Linked DNA regions of Homo sapiens: region 2 is linked to region 1. The links are chromatin contacts, found by Hi-C or POLR2A ChIA-PET in ENCODE. All regions are on one chromosome and are shown on one strand. Each heading gives the region's core, a stretch centred on a gene start or an enhancer-like site at or near the end of the contact. The rest is flanking DNA. Distances are from core to core; before and after follow the strand shown. Region 1 holds the start of VBP1 (VHL binding protein 1). Region 2 overlaps FUNDC2 (FUN14 domain containing 2).

Region 1 (7,904 bases), core at 2,041-4,540:
CACTTTCTGCTCTCAGAAGTCAGGATTAGAAACTGAATCAGAAGGTCGAGCAGAGGCTGTCTCAGAACATCCTGAAATGCTTGGCATCTCTCTGAAGGCCTTGGGCTCTTTCCCAGTGGGCTTCCTGGGAGGAAATGACCCCAGTGACCAGGCTCAGGAAAAAGGAGACACATTCCCCCAGCCTCAGGATTTGCAGCTCTTCAGAGTAATTTCAGAGGCTTGTGGAGATTGGGACAGAACCTGTTACCTGCACAAAGCTTCCAGGCAAAGATGGAGTGAGAGTTGTTGTCGGTTCCCGGCTGTACAAATTTAAGTCAACTCTTGGTTATCTGGGTTCTGGAAGTTGCTAAGGATATCACCCTCTTCTTCCAGGGGACTCCAATTGTATGTCACATCATTTTCTTCCTTCTCTGCAGAGCACATTAGTGTGACATTTACAGGTACTATTCACTGAAGTCATTAAACTCTGGCTTCCCAAAATATGAGCCAGTGGTGCACCAGAGCTGGCTTGTACCAGCTTGTGAGAACCAATTGTTAAATTTCTAGAAATTCTGCAAGATGGTTGTTAAACACAGCCATCATTTAAAATTAAATTATAAAAATTTACAATTAAATTCTTTTAAAGGCAAAGGTAATAAATATTCAAAATTTATCACCTTCTAATTATTTTTCGACATTTGAATGTTACCTATGCTCTTGAGGTTATTTACATCGATTGTATCTGTGTGCTACTGGGCATGTCCTCCCAACTCGACATGGATTGAAATCAGCCATTGTGGGAGTATCCAGGCTACAGAAATTGGTAGATGCTACAAACTACGGCTTGATCTATGTTTGTCACTCTAGACTTGAAAGCAATGGAGAAAATGTTACTAATGCAGATTCAGCTTAAAAGTGAGTTGTGTCTGTAGCCATTATTGTGAACAGCACCATAAAATGAGGCAATATTTTTCTGGTATTTGAAAACCATTATCCAATTCAGCAAATAAATCACTCACATTGTTGATGAATGATCCAAGTACCAATATAAAAATAATTGTTGAATTACTTTTTTCTTATTACTTAACATAAATGAAAATATCAAGCAACATTCATGTCAGAACTACACTAGTTCATCAATTGCAACTGTAGGTTGTCTAGGGAGATATGTATTTGGCAAAAATCAAAAGCATCCTGTCAGAATTGGTTATACAGAATTAACGATAAAGAGTATTGTATATTTTATTATCACTTATGAAATTGTGTGCTATACACCTTTTACATCAATACAATTTATAATAAATATATACCCCCTTTCTAAAGAGAATTAGTTGAACATTTATCAGCACAACACTACGTGAAATGATTGTTTAAGTTGTTCTGTTTCCTGTTGTATGCGTATTTTCTTTACATTTTGTTTTGTTTTGTTTCAAAAGTGTCCATGGTGAAAAACTACAACCTTTTAAAGTCTGTTTTAAAAAATGCTTTTATTAAAGCAATCTAAAGATAAGCTGTAAAAGGTGTGGGCTACTGAAGGGTTGCTAAAGACCAATCATATTTAGTCAGGTAATAGCTAGATTTGGATCTGGCAAGAGGAAGGTTTTTTTTTTTTTCTTTTCCTTTTTTTTTTTGCTAAGAGATAAGAAAATGACCACCTATAGAGTTGATAAGGTTAGTGTACTCTTGGAAAAGCTGCTGCAGCCATGGCAGGAAGGAAAGAATTGGTATACAACTTTCTAATTAAGAGAACACTAGAAAGGAAATATATTCAGCAGTATAAATAAGGGAATCTTCTGTTTGTACCTGTAAGGGAGTAAAACATGAGCGATAAGCTGATAAGGCTTTTGGCTCCAAAAGAAAAACCTGGCCCGAAGTGTCAAATACTATATCTCTTAGAGGGATTTATTCCAAATTAAAATTAGTGATAATTTGGAGAAATATTTCCTAAAGTTTGAAGTAAGTCCTTGATTGGTTCTAACAATGATTAATATAGATAGGGATCAGTGAAGTTGAACAAAATTTGCATGTGTATCTGATATCTCAATGTTTTTCTGTAGAAACGTTACCTACTTTTCAAAAACAAAATTTTTTTTTGGAAGGCACTGAGGTGGGGGAGAGTGGTGAAGAATAGAATTCCCATATACTTTTCTCTCCAGGAACAGAGACATTATCTTACAAAACTGCTGACCAGAAAAGGTCAGAGTCATGGTTAGCTAACATGTCTTCATCCTCCCAAGCCAAATCGCATAGAAGCCACTGGAGAACTAGTTTGGAATTCCGGCTTCACTACTATGTAGTTGTAGGATTTTGGAGGAGCTGTACAGGTTCACTGAGCTTTAGTTTCCTCATTCACAATATGACGATACCAATTTCTTCCTCATATTATATCTAAAGACATATCTATGTCTATATGCTTGATCGTACATTATGTGCGGAGATAAACCGGTAACAGTGATTGCCTCTGAGAAGAGAGACTTACTTTCCATTGCGTAATTCTTAGGCTCATGGTAGAATTTGTGCAAGTGGATGAAGCACTGCCTCACTGGGAAACACTCCAGTGAAATAAAGCACAGAAAAGAGCCCGAAGAATAATTACTTGGTTCTGTATGACACATGTGCTTTTAAAGGGTTGTAGTGTAGGATGACATTGGGTAAGTCCATGGGCCTAGAAGCCTAGGTGGAGTTCTTAGGATTTTGTATGTAGACTATGAAGTTTTGGAAACGTTTGAGCTGGAGAGAAGACATTCTGATCAAAGGTGGCTTTCAGGAAAGGCTGGTGCGACAGGCAGGGTATTTATTAGAATGAGGCCAGTGACCACTCTGAAACAGACACAAAGTAAGTTCCCTTCAAGGGGCAGGAAGCTCCCTGGGATGGTGAGACCAGAAAGGCACAGAGGCTGAACCCTCGTGATGGCGCTAGGTCCCAGGTTCGCTAGCATCCGAGAGAGGGGATTGGGTCGCTCCAGAGGCCATTGCGAAGGCTGCTGCCAGTTCTAGGGTCGGGGTGGGGTCAGGCTAGGTCCCTATTCCTAGGGCTTTAGCACCGCTCACTCACAAGACCCCTTTTCCCAGGAGGACGTATGGGTTTTTCCTGTCGCTCCAGCTTCTCTTTCGCGGCCCTTCCACGCTTGTCACTTACCTGAGCGCAGCCAATCAGCACCTAGAGGTTGGGCTACTTTCGGCCAAAGGAGAACGGGGACTTGTGGGGGACGCTCCCTGCGCACCAATGAATGTGCATGGAGATGGAGAGGCGGGCCTGCAAGTGCGAACAAGCCAATCACGGAATCCCGGCGGCCGGCGGCCCGGGAGGCAGTCGCGCGCTCGCATCCCCAAGATGGCGGCCGTTAAGGACAGTTGTGGCAAAGGAGAAATGGCCACAGGGAATGGGCGGCGGCTCCACCTGGGGATTCCTGAGGCCGTGTTTGTGGTAAGAGGCACGCTGTTCCCTGGCATCTTGGCTTGAGGCCTTGGACTGCCCCTTTCTTCCCGGCTCCCACCCAGGCCTCGACTGTTGGAAGGAGCTGAGCCAAGTGTTCAGGGAGGGGGCGCTCGGTCTGCTCTCACCCCTCGCACCTGGACAGATTGAGCTCTGCTGGGGGCCCGCCCGGAAGAAACGTAGCTCGAGAAGGCCGTAGAAGAGAACGGGGTGCGGGGCCGGGACGAGGGGCGAGGGGCGAGGGGCGGCGGGTGGCAGGGCAGGGCGGCCTGAGGGACCTCCGGGCTGCCGCCGGTTTTCGTCCCCCTGCTGGTTGGAAAAGGGGAGGTGGTGAGGAGCTCTCGACTCAGCATGGATGCTGGAGACACAGTACAATGAATAGGCAGAACAGCCAGTGCTAAGATGTGAAAACCGGGAATATCACTTTGTCTGTTGAAGGAATGCAGTGGTCTCGGGAATGTTGCCTCGGGAAATGGAAGAAGAGACCGATGGGAAAATAGGATGATAGGTTGGGAGTGTAAAGTCCTTCTGTGTCTTGCTAAGGAATTGAGGTTTTCCAGTAGGCAACGGGCTGTCATCAGAAGGCCTTTCGTTTTAACTACATCATTCTAACAACTTAGTGGAGAATGAATTGTTGAGAGAGGAGGCTGAACCCTCCTGATGGCGCTAGGTCCCAGGTTCGCTAGTGTCCTAGAGGGGATCGGGTTGCTCCACAGGCCGTTCTGGAGGGCGCTGCCTGTGCTGGGTGGCTTTTTAAAAATTTTATTTTATTTATTTAATTTAGAAATAGTAGTTGAAAACTATTTGACTAATGAGAGAAAACATCTGACTGGCCCTCCAGGCCAGGTCATCTGTCTGTCCCCACTTAGCTACTATAAAATCTTCATGGAAGTTTCTCAATCTTTTGGTTTGTACCTTACCTTACCTCTGCCTTTTTTTTACTAACTACGTCTTATATCCTTCTAAAGACTCATTTATTTATACCACACTTGATATTGTATATTCGCATTTGCTGATTGAATTTCGTAATTGGTTATTATTTTGTGTTTTTATGAGCTGTGTCATTTATTTCTCTACATTGATCTATTATCTAACCATAACAAGGAATAAAATTTGTTGAGTGCCAGGCACTTTCTTAATGATTTTACAAAACTCGAGGTGGTAGCTACTACTGTTATGCCCGTTTTTTAGATGATAAAACTGAGGTACGGGGCACTTGAGTAACTTGCCCCAGGCCACACAGGATGTAAGTGAGGTATCCAGGGTTTGAACTTGGACAATCCGTGGAGGTCCAGACTGGCAGCTTACCCCTCATGCTCTGCTACTGGGAGGAGGTGAGGTAGTTCTCATGAATCGCCCTACTTCTCCTGGTCATAGCATAGTGCCTCACACATAGTATAAGCTCAAACTAAGTGTCTAATTGAATTTCCATAGGGCCTTAAATGTTACATTCATGGTGCTCAGCTAGAGATGGCGTCAGAAATCTAACTCGGGAGGAGACACTTTATCTGAGGGCTTTATAATGTCTTGAAATGCTTTTTCCCTACAATGTCGTGGTTATTTTTTTCTAGACCTTAAAATTTCTACCAACATAATGTAATAAGCAACCCAAATTTTATATAACTGTTTATGTTTCCAAACTATTAATAATTGAAGTGACATGGTATTGTAGAAAGATTATTGGCCTCTAAATAGACCAGGGTCTGAATCCTGGCTCTGCTTCCCAGTTGCTGCTTAACCTTAAGCATATTATTTTACCACTTTGAGCTTGAGTTTCTTTAACTGAAATAGGGATGACAATACTTAGAGAGTTGTTATGGGAAACAGAGAACATGCTTGCAGTATTGCAGTGTAGTAGGTGTCGAATAGGTATTAATATTCATGATGATAGGAAGCAATATACCATAGTGGTTAGAAGTCAGACCCAGTCCATTCCCCAACCCCGCTGAGGCAGTAATTTGTTTTCTTTCTCTGCTTGAATTGTTGTTTCACCCTTGTCCATTTCATGACCTCTTCATCTTTCCACATCTAGTTCAGATATCATCTCCCTGTAGTTTTCTCTGACCTCTACCCCAAAACAAAATCCCTGGCACTTTGTGTCCCTGTGGCACATTATGCTATACATAGGTGTCACGTACTCTTATAAGCGTTTCACATATGCTAACTCATTTAATCCCTGGTGACGAAAAGGTACTTGTACAGATGATGAGGAAATTGAGGCAAAGAGAGGTTAAATAACTTCCCTAAGGTCAACTCATCTAATGAGTGGCGAAGCTGGGATTCAAACCAGGCACCTCCTGTCTCTTAACCACAGCCTATGCCGCTATAGTTAATTCTTGCTAAACTCCAGCACCTGATAACATGTATCATGTGCCAGAAACTTACACTTCTTTCTCTTCCCTGCAGTGACCCTTCTAGGAAGATGGCATCTCTCTTTAACATACAGAACTCAGCCATTATCTCTCAGCCTCACCTTTTCAATTTCCTTTACTGTCTAGTTTGATGGCTTCTTAGTTCACTCCCTTGCTGTGTTTCTCTTCCTTTTTCTTCCTTGTTTCAGCTAAGATATTCTCTGGTAGCTAGTAAATATGGATAAGAATAATGATGTGAAGATCTTAGAAGCTATAAGATAATTGAAGTTACTTATAATAAAGAACTAGAGTTCTGTAAAGTACTAGACGACTCTTGTAGCATCTCTTTTAAGTTTCATATATTTTCATCTTGTTTCTGATCCTTATCTAATTAACTAGCCTTTCTTCAAGGATCAGCATGTGGTATAAAAAATATTTTAACATCAGTTTTACTGCTTTTCTTTTGATCAGTTATTACTGTTACAAAAGATTATTCTGTTTGCCTTTTAGGTTTACTTTGTTTCAGTTATTTGATACTGAAGGAAGCATTTGTGGATTGCCTTGGGAACCCAGTAACCATATTTAGTATGATTTCTATGGTAAAACTTGTTGAATTAAAAATAAGTAATAAAATTGATAATCTTGACATGCAACCTGTAAAATCATTTTGTGAATAGGATGCATGAATAGGCAATGTATTTGATTGTTAGTTTCATATTTACTACTAGGGATGCATGGGAAATGCATAAAGTGGTGGGCAAGGTCATTCTTCTTTTCCTATTTTTGAATAAAAAATGAAGAGGAAAGTGAAAGAATAAATTAGCTATATAATATATATGTACCATCTGAAATTGTCTCTAACTTTTTATAACTACAGGTTGAGCATCCTAAATCTGAAAATCTGAAATCCAGAATGCTCTAAAATCCAAAACTTTTTGAACACCAATATAGTGCTCAAAGGAAATGCTCATTGGAGCATTTTGGACTTTGGATTTTTGGATTGAGGATGCTCAACTGGTATAATGTAAATATTCCAAAATCTAAAAAAAAAAAAAAAATCTAAAATCCAAAACAATTCTGGTCCCAAGCATTTTAGATAAGGGTGCTTAACCTGTACTTTTAGTTAAAAACAAACCTTTGGAGAAAAACAAAGCTTTTTTTTCTTCTATGTTTTAAAAACAAAGCAGTCAAAAAATCTGAGTGGCATGAATTCTAAAATTTGTAAAGTATTATTTTTGATATTAAAGGAAGATGTAGATTCCTTCATGAAACAGCCTGGGAATGAGACTGCAGATACAGTATTAAAGAAGCTGGATGAACAGTACCAGAAGTATAAGTTTATGGAACTCAACCTTGCTCAAAAGAAAAGAAGGTAAGTGTAAAAATTTCTAAGTTTTGAAAATCTTATATGACTTGAACTTTTAAAAAATTGAGATATAATTTACATATAATAAAATATTCAGATGTCAAGTGTTCAGTCCTCCAAGGTGGCTGTACCATATGAAATTCCCACCAGCAACGTACAAGAGTTCCAGTTGTTCCGTATCCTTGCCAACACTTGGTATTGCCAGTCTAAATGTGGTTTTGAAAACATAATAGAATGGTTGTTAAAGACTGTATTCCAAAGCTTTCAAAATCATAACGTCTTATATGTCTAGTTCATCCTTCTAATTTTGCCAGTGAGATTAGAGACCCACAGAGTCTGGGCATAAGACTTAATTAGTTATGAAATCCCAAGATTTCATAACTAATAGGCATAGGAAAAAAGCTATCCTTACTCTCAACTCTTTATTTCCCTACATTATTTTATATAGCTTATAAAGTCAATTCACTGTAATAAATATTTATAGATCTCTGTTTTGTGCATGTGCCAGCATTCTTCTGTAAGATAAATATTTATGGAATGCCAGCTAGATGCCACATACTGTTTTGGGTGAAATAACATCCAGTATCTGCTTTCAACAAGGACACAGGACTGGGCATGGTGGCTCAAACCTGTAATTCCAGCACTTTGGGAGGCTGAGGTGGGAGGATCACTTCAGTCCAGGAGTTCAAGACTAGCCTGGGCAACATAGGGAGACCCCCGTCTCTACAAATAATTAAAAAATAATTAGGCTGGGCCCGGCGGCTCGCACCTG
Region 2 (7,904 bases), core at 2,502-5,001, 160 kb before region 1:
TCAAGAAATGATCAGGCCAGGATGTTGGATGTCTTGTTCATATGAACACTTTCTAAGGTGGTGATCACACTTAGGAGAAAGAGGAAGTCTGAGCCACTTATCAAAATTGTCTCTGAAATTGGAAGGGTGGGGAGTGGTCAGGAGATTGGTAGAGCACAGACTAAGGAGCCATAAAGAGTGTCTGAATGTATGCACTGAGTCTCAGATGACCGGGAGCTATTCCAGGAGGGTAGAGGGGAGGTGGGAAGCTTTGGGAACTTAAGGAAATAAGAACGTCACCTGTTAATCATCTTAGATGTGGTGAAGTGTGAGAATGAGAATTTATAGCATCTACCTGGGAGCAGGTTTCAGGGGGGAATGCATGGATGGAGAGATTTAGGGGAGAGACTTCAGGAAATGAGAAGCCTCTATTGGAGGGTAGATGCCAAAGAGGATGGAAGGAGCAAAATTGGAAACAGAATTGCCTCTGTAACCAGTTTATTTAGTGCAGCTTTACTCTTTCGCCATAACTGTCCCCATGAACTCTCCTTCTTTGTCCTTGATTCAAAGAGCCATTGTCTCTACCTCCTGATGTGCATCCTCCTTCCCATCAGGCTCCCTCTAGTCTTATTCTCCCCACACCAGCCAGTAGTCATTTTCATATGTAAGTCTATTTAATTATTATTAAATAGACTATTAGTGTAAGTCCATTGCCCTTTGGGTAAAGTGCAAATTACGTAACCGATGAGGGGATTGACATTGTTAAGACTGGCATAGGTATAATAGAGATGATTCTTAATATTATTAACATCCTTAGCAAAACAACCCATTGTACTATCTTCTGTTTTCAGGTGGTGTCATTTGTGAAGAAGAATGTTCTAGTAACTGGGGGATTTTTCGGAGGCTTTCTGCTTGGCATGGCATCCTAAGGAAGATGACCTCATGTTCATTGTTCCTGGTTTTTTCCAGCCAGCAGCCTCTACACTCCATCATAGGACATCGAGTCCCTCCTCCTCTTCTCCCATGCCTTCTTCCCTGCCATGGCAAATCTGAGTGGCTTCTCTAAGCATCTGCTGGTACAAGTCAATGTGGCACCATGAGCTTCATGGTGGCAGAAGAGACAATAGTCCTTAGCTCTCCTCCCAGTACACCCCCTACTTGGCCAGTCTGTAGGCCAACAAGAAGGTTCCTTTACCCCCATGCAAGACACTTATGAGAACACATTACAAGATGGCTGACCGTGGAGGATGAGTGGATCCTGAAAGGTTGTCCCAAACTGTTGATTTGGAAAAGAAATAAGCACATAGATAACCTTATTGTGTGCTGCATGGAAAGGAACTGAATACATTTGCCTTTAAGCATGAAAGATTTTGGTATCTTGGTGTCTACTTTCTTTTTTAGTTGGTTTTACATTACAGAAAGCTATTTAAATGTGTTATAATTATGCCGACAAAATTGGCAGCATAATTACTGTAATTGAAAAATCTGATATTGTCCAGGAATGCTTTCTACCGTACAGGATAATGTATCTCATGGCTGTTTCCAAAGGGTTTATTTATTGTAAAACAAGTGATTTAGGTGGGAAAGGGAAGATTTTGGATTTTTATTTTGTAGAAAAGGTTTTAAGCTTTGAAATGTGAATGAAATATCCTTATCAAAACATTAGGGGTGGCCATAACTCCTCTGTGCCACTTCTACTATTTTTTTTTTTAATCTAGTTAGTATGAAATACAACATTTAAACCGGAATTTTAAAGAAGTAGCTTTCCAGGGATTCAGAATTAAGAAAGATAGTGATAGGACATGAGAAATAAATTTCCATCAAGTGTAATCTACCGTCTCATGATGACCACAACCCTGAGAATTATTCTTTAAAAGCTTACACACACACACACACACGGGCACACACGCACACACAGAATCTTACCACATTTTGCTGTAGTGGCATGTTACCATGTCTACAGTCCCTACTAGAATATCAGTCAGCTTTCAGAGGGCAAGACTTCTGTCTTCACCATTATACTCACAGGGCCTAGCACTTAATAGGTGCTGAGTATTTGAATAATGACTTTATAGAAAGAAAACTCACTATTAAAGGTTAGTTTTACTCAGAATTGTTAATCTTGGAGATGATCTCTTGTGAAATATGAGTGTGTTTCTAAGGCCATACATTTAAAAATGTTTGCATTTTAACCCGTCTTGAGAATGATGTATTGAATTTGAAAATCAAAACTACCAGTGGATGTGTGGAACTTTACAGAAACCACCTATTTGCGTTTTTCTCCTTACATTTAAGGAAACATAAGCCATTTTGCTTGCAATATGTATGAATCATCTCAAAACCATAATGGTATGAGCCTCTTTGCTGCATATTTTGCTATAAGAACTTATTTTTTTTCACTTTTTATTATGGACGCTTTCAGGAATATATAAAAGTAGAGAATATAGTACAATAATCCCCCTGTGTATCTATCACTCACTCACAACAATCATCAAATTATAGCTCTGCTGGTTTTTACCAGTTATTGTGAAACAAATATCAAAATGTCATTTTATCATATTTCAGTATGTATCTCTAAAAGGTAAGAATTATTTCTAAAAATCATAAATACCTCATCATATCAGACATTAACAGTAATTACATAATATCCAAAATCTGATCAGTGTTCAAAATTTCCTCAAGTGTTTTATATTTAGTTTGTTTGAATCAAAATTCATGCAAGGTTCACATCGTATTTGCATGATTTGGATAAGTCTCTTAACCTTATAGATCCTCCTCTATTTTTTTTTTTTTGCTTGCTATATATTTATATCTCTATATATATTGATATAGACATATGTAGTGACACTGAGTCATCTGTTTCCTGCTTCCCCACACTCTGCCTCTCCTGACATCTGGGTCTCTGGGTTATGCCATATATGGTGATAGTGGCTGCAGCCACTTTACCTGTGTGACTTACCCACAGCAATGGGATGGTAACAGCAAAGCTAACCAAAGTGCTCTGTGCCCCTTTGGGTTGCATGTGGGGAGACTGGCCACCCAATGCCTCTCCAGTGGGGTAGGGGTTGTCTTTTGGTGCATCTGTTTTTCCTGTGATTATTGGTGAGGGCAGCAAAGATTAGCAGGTGGTTGTAAACTACCTTGAGTAGGTTGTAATAAATAGTCTGGCCTCAGACTGTATTCTGATTGTCTGAATTAAGATCTGTAGGTAGGTCCCTCCTGAAGTTTTTTCCCAGCTGGCTGCCTCTACGACTGTGAGGGTCATGGTTGAGGTCAGTATTGCAGGTTGGCCTCATCCTGCTAGTATGAGAACGGCTGTGAGTTCTGCCCACGGTGTGAGGCCACTGTGACCACTTGGGATTGTGCAGAGCTGGCATGGAGGTTGAACACGCACAGCTGCACACCTTGTTTTCAGTTTAGCTGAACCATCGGTGAAGGAGGCTCAGGCATTTGGGGTTACCTGTGAATCAAGGCCCTATTGTGCCAGCAGTTTTGTTTCAGGTGGTGAAGTGGGAGTTAAGGTTTCCCCCAAAAGAACAGCTGCCACTCCTCCATGCAAAACCGAGATGATTCAAGGACCAGGCAGCTCCACCTTTCAGTGCACTACTTTCATTTGACTGGAGAGGCCTGCTTAGCTAGGCACGTATTTTCTCCAGTAGCAGAGTCCAATGACGCTCTGGACTTCCTAATTAGTGGTGGTGGGGCGGAAGTTTTTCCTTGGGAAGAGCGTTGTCGCTGTATATGGTCCGCAGAAACTTGACTTGGAATGTGTTCGGGGTTTCATCGCCCCCTTGTGGCGGCGACGTGGTAACACCGCACTCAAGGCTTCCAACTTGTCAACCAATAGGATGGCATCTACGTAGTGAAGGCTTCCCTTCCCTTGTCCTGCAGCGTGCTGGACAGTGTCCCGGCTCAGGGACCCCTTCTGTCCCCTTCCTGGCTACTATGGGTCGGCCCTGCGTCCTCACCACTTTGAGCCACCCTTTGACCCAGCGTCTCTCCCGCAATGGGACCTGGTGGGATGGGGACTTGGAGCATGCTACAGGAGAGGTAGAACTTTTGAGTCTCTTCTTCCCAAGGTTCTCCCCAGAGTCGGAGAGCAGAGACGGATCCAGGGGCACTTTCTGGCCGCTGCCTGCTCGGGCTCAACAGATGGAGTCCAATGTTTCAGTCTCCCCCAAGAATGTGTATCCTCATTGCTGACACGGGAGCTGGGTGCGGGGAGAGATGTGGTGGTGGGGACCCTTGCCTGAGCAGCCCATTGTCATGAGTGTTATTGCCATTGTGATAATATGTTAGCATGACTCTCCTCCCAAATGGCCGCTTGTTTGTTGCAATCTCCCGCCACTCAGCCTCCAGACATTCATTAACAGGACAGTGGGGTTCTTGACTCCCCTACCACTGGGGTGACAGTCCTTGCTACTGGATCTGGGCAGTTACTGTCTCATGGATGCTGGCAGAAGACGATTCAAGTTGGCGGACTAGATTCTACAAGGAATGATCTCTTGCATAATTCTAGCCAACATGCTCTTGGGGTGGGTGCTTCTGGTTTTGGAAAGCAAAGTTACTGTGTAGTTAACAACTATTGTGGTAAGAATAGTCTCTCCATCATTCTTTTGTTTCACGGTTGTCAGAAAGATGGGCATAACTAATGGTTGGGCTCTTATTTGGAACCTCTACTTTTGTACAGTTTGGGAATCTCTGCTTGAAAAGATGGTATACTGATGGATTTGAAATTTCTGAGTATCATCAATGTTTCATGATGATCTCAATTTCTTCTCAGAGGGAAGCTCACAGCCAGTTTTGGACCCCAGAGAAAAATGTGGCTGCTGCCCTCTACTCCCTCTACCAAATTATCAGCTTCATTTCTTTGTCATGAAATCTAGTATGATTTCTCAGAAATCAGGCCCAGAACTAAAATACATTTTCTGCCCAATTTTCTAAGAGGTCACACTAACATCTGAGTAATTGGGCAGAAAACCTATTTTAGTTCTGAGCCTGATTTTTCTAGAAGTCATATGGTATAGCTTATATTTCCGATGCTTGCATTCTTTTTAAGGGGTCATGAATCTTAATACTTTTTTTTTTAAAAGAAAAGTGTCGCACTTTTTCACATTTTTATAAAGCTTTAAAGTCAGTTTACTGACTTTTCAAAAGTGTCTACCTTTTTAAATTTTAAAATGGTAAGAAATGACATTCCTGAGAGCAGTGGCTTTCATCCTTGCTTGCACTTGGGAATCACCTGTGAAATTTTAAAAACTACTAATGCCTGGCTCTCATCCTAGAGATTCTGATTTCACTGGTCTGGAGTGCTGTTCAGGCATCCTGAGGTTTTAAAGTGTCTTAGCTTTTTCTAATGAGCAGCAGAGACTGAGAACCACTGAAGTACACAGTTGGAAGCTGGTGCTGAAAAAATTAAGAGTTTTGCTGTTAACTCCTTAAGAGGGCTTTAAAGCCTTTTATATTAAGTGCCATACAACTTCAGATGCCTTCTGAATACTGAACACAAGTGTAATATTATAGTTCATTAAATGTCTTAGGAATCGTGTGGAGTGAATGCAAGGAAAGGAGTGACAAGATATCACCCCACAAATGACTTACCCATTACGAAGGGAAAACTACCTTTCTAGCTAAAAGGTCTGTCAGTCACTAACCAAGTGATTAAACTTAGCATCACTAATAGCCAACTTAACAAAGTTTTTTTTTTTTTTTGGTTTCTAAAATGGGAGATCATAGTTTTCACCTTCCTAGAGTTCTTTGCTTAAGACTGAGATTCAGTGTTACTCTTGGTCCCTAACAATAAGAAGCACTCAGTAAATGTTAAGCCTTCTATGATGGCTATTTTATTTTTTTGTATGTCATAATAATACCTAAGAATAAGAAGAGTTAAATTAATGTCTTCAAATGGATTTGTTGACTTAAACTGACACAATCCTTTAAAAGAAGGAACTGATTTGAACCTTTCAAAACTGAAAGAAAGTCGTATACTGATACAGTTTGGAGCCACCGAATGTCATGTTGAACCGTATTCCCTAATGGAGGTGGATCCTGGTGAGAGGTGATTGGATCGTGGGGGCCATCCCCTCTTGGTACTTCACTCATGATAGTGAGTTCTCATGAGATCTGGCACTTCACCCCTCACTCTCTCTTGCTCCTGCTTTGGCCATGTGGAGTGCTCACTCCCCTTTTGCTTTCTGCCATGGCTGTAAGTTTCCTGAGGCGTCCCCAGAAGCCCATCAGATACCAGTGCCATGCTTCCTGTACAGCCCATGGAACTGTGAGCCAACTAAACCTCTTTTATTTATAAATTACCGAGTCTCAGGCACTTTTTATAGCAATGCAACAATGGACTAATACATATACTTTAGCATAAAAACATTTAAAAGAGTCTGAAACTGGAGTAGTTAACTCAGTAAAAATAACTTGGCAATAAAACACAGAAAAACAATCTATTTGATCATGTAGTGATTCCTAATGTAAATCCTAGTACAACTGTCAACTGATAATTTTAAATGTAATTTAGATTTGTAGATGGTGTAACATTAAAGTTGTATGATGTTTTATTGTGTTATTATTAACACAAGACGTCATTTAAATTTCATGGGGATTTAGCTCTGTCACTCTGGTTTGTGGACCAAACGTCTCTAAGGCAGCATTTCTTTAAGTCGCTCTGGAGAGCATTCACACACAGAGATGCTGTCTGCAAAACAGGTTCACTTAGGTTTTTTGAAAGCTCTGAAGTCTGACAGGAAATTAACCTGTGTACTTGTATGCAACCTAGCATTCCCCAAACTTACCTGACCAGAGAAGCCTTTTTTTTTTCTTCCGGTTACAGCAATTCCTAGAAACACTTTGAGTAATGCTGCTTTAAAGAAAACAGTTGGTCTCAAATAATCATGGTATTTTAACATCAGGGACCTAGCAGAAATTGTTCCTGCTTTTAGTCATCTTTTTCTTTTTTAGAGGACAGCCTTTGGTGGTTCAAGCATCCATTTGAGGAAAGCAAATGGCCTGTTGCATGCTGCCTCCTCCTACTTCATAAAGTGACTGACAGCTGTCAACAGGCTTCATTCAGCAGCTTTGTATTAATGTTGTCTGGATCCTCTGTAACAGGTTTTTATTATCAGGATATAAAGAATAGATAAACCAACTAAGTTTGAATTATCTTGCTGCCTACCTGACTTCCAATGAAAATTTTTTCTTCAGTTCCTTCATGATAAATTAAGGATCATTAAGCATTACAAGAATCATTTCTATGCCTTTCCTACCTGGTTAGTCGCTGCAGTGGGGATGCAAAAGCAGAAAGAAATGCTCTTACTGGCATCTGGAAAGACACTTTTTGCTCTGCATTTTTGGAAGTACAAAAGGTAATGAGTTAGTTTAAAGGAAACTTTGAATTAGTTTAGCATGTAATCTATAAAAGGTATCAAAATTGGCTCACGCCTGTAATCCCAGCACTTTGGGAGGCCGAGGCGGGCAGATCACGAGGTCAGGAGTTCAAGACCAGCCTGACCAACATGGTGAAACCCCGTCTACTAAGAACACAAAAATTAGCCAGGCGTGGTGGTGCATGCCTATAATCCCAGCTACTTGGGAGGCTGAGGCAGAATTGCTTGAACCCGGCAGGCAGAGGTTGCGGTGGGCCGAGATCGCACCATTGCACTGTAGCCTGGATGACAGAGTGAGACTCCATCTCAAAAAAAAAAAAAAAAAAAAAAAAAAGGGCGTCAAAATTGTGATGCTGGAAGTGAGTCCTTTCACCTAACATACCTCATATGACTTAAATTTGATGAATGGCACTAGTGGCTTGAACTTCAAGAGAATTCATTAATACCCTATATCTAATAGTCTTAAAATACATTTAGTACAAAACCCAAATTTTTCTCTTAAACAGGTTTATTTTAGCAGCTCAGTATATTACATTC

The links. A loop is a pair of places that touch in the nucleus more often than their neighbours do. ChIA-PET counts read pairs that join two places held with the same protein, here RNA polymerase II (POLR2A). Pooled maps may share reads with other maps.
Region 2: a pooled map shows a loop between it and region 1 (4-fold over the local background). The contact joins the enhancer-like site here to the promoter of VBP1 in region 1. A Hi-C loop is called at or near these places in 6 of 50 pooled maps. POLR2A ChIA-PET finds 5 or more read pairs at or near these places in 3 of 52 experiments (MCF 10A, OCI-LY7 and activated CD4-positive, alpha-beta T cell).

The regions. Positions count from the first base shown.
Region 1 is chrX:155,213,170-155,221,073 of GRCh38, forward strand. It overlaps VBP1 (VHL binding protein 1), which reads left to right and starts at 3,291. Exons shown (of 6, transcript NM_003372.7): 1 at 3,291-3,406; 2 at 7,014-7,138. The coding sequence starts at 3,314. RefSeq lists enhancers at 2,944-3,732, 3,043-3,337, 3,335-3,414 and a silencer at 3,585-3,674.
Region 2 is chrX:155,053,765-155,061,668 of GRCh38, forward strand. It overlaps FUNDC2 (FUN14 domain containing 2), which reads left to right. Exons shown (of 5, transcript NM_023934.4): 5 at 831-6,540. The coding sequence ends at 908. CMC4 (C-X9-C motif containing 4) reads right to left here. Exons shown (of 3, transcript NM_001018024.3): 3 at 7,858-7,904. Among named protein-coding and RNA genes, the nearest start is that of CMC4, 13 kb to the right of the region's middle. RefSeq lists enhancers at 3,504-4,005, 3,670-3,964. Within about 2 kb of position 3,752, at least 11 of the 41 ENCODE cell types and tissues checked have a DNase peak (open chromatin) inside an H3K27ac peak, as active enhancers do.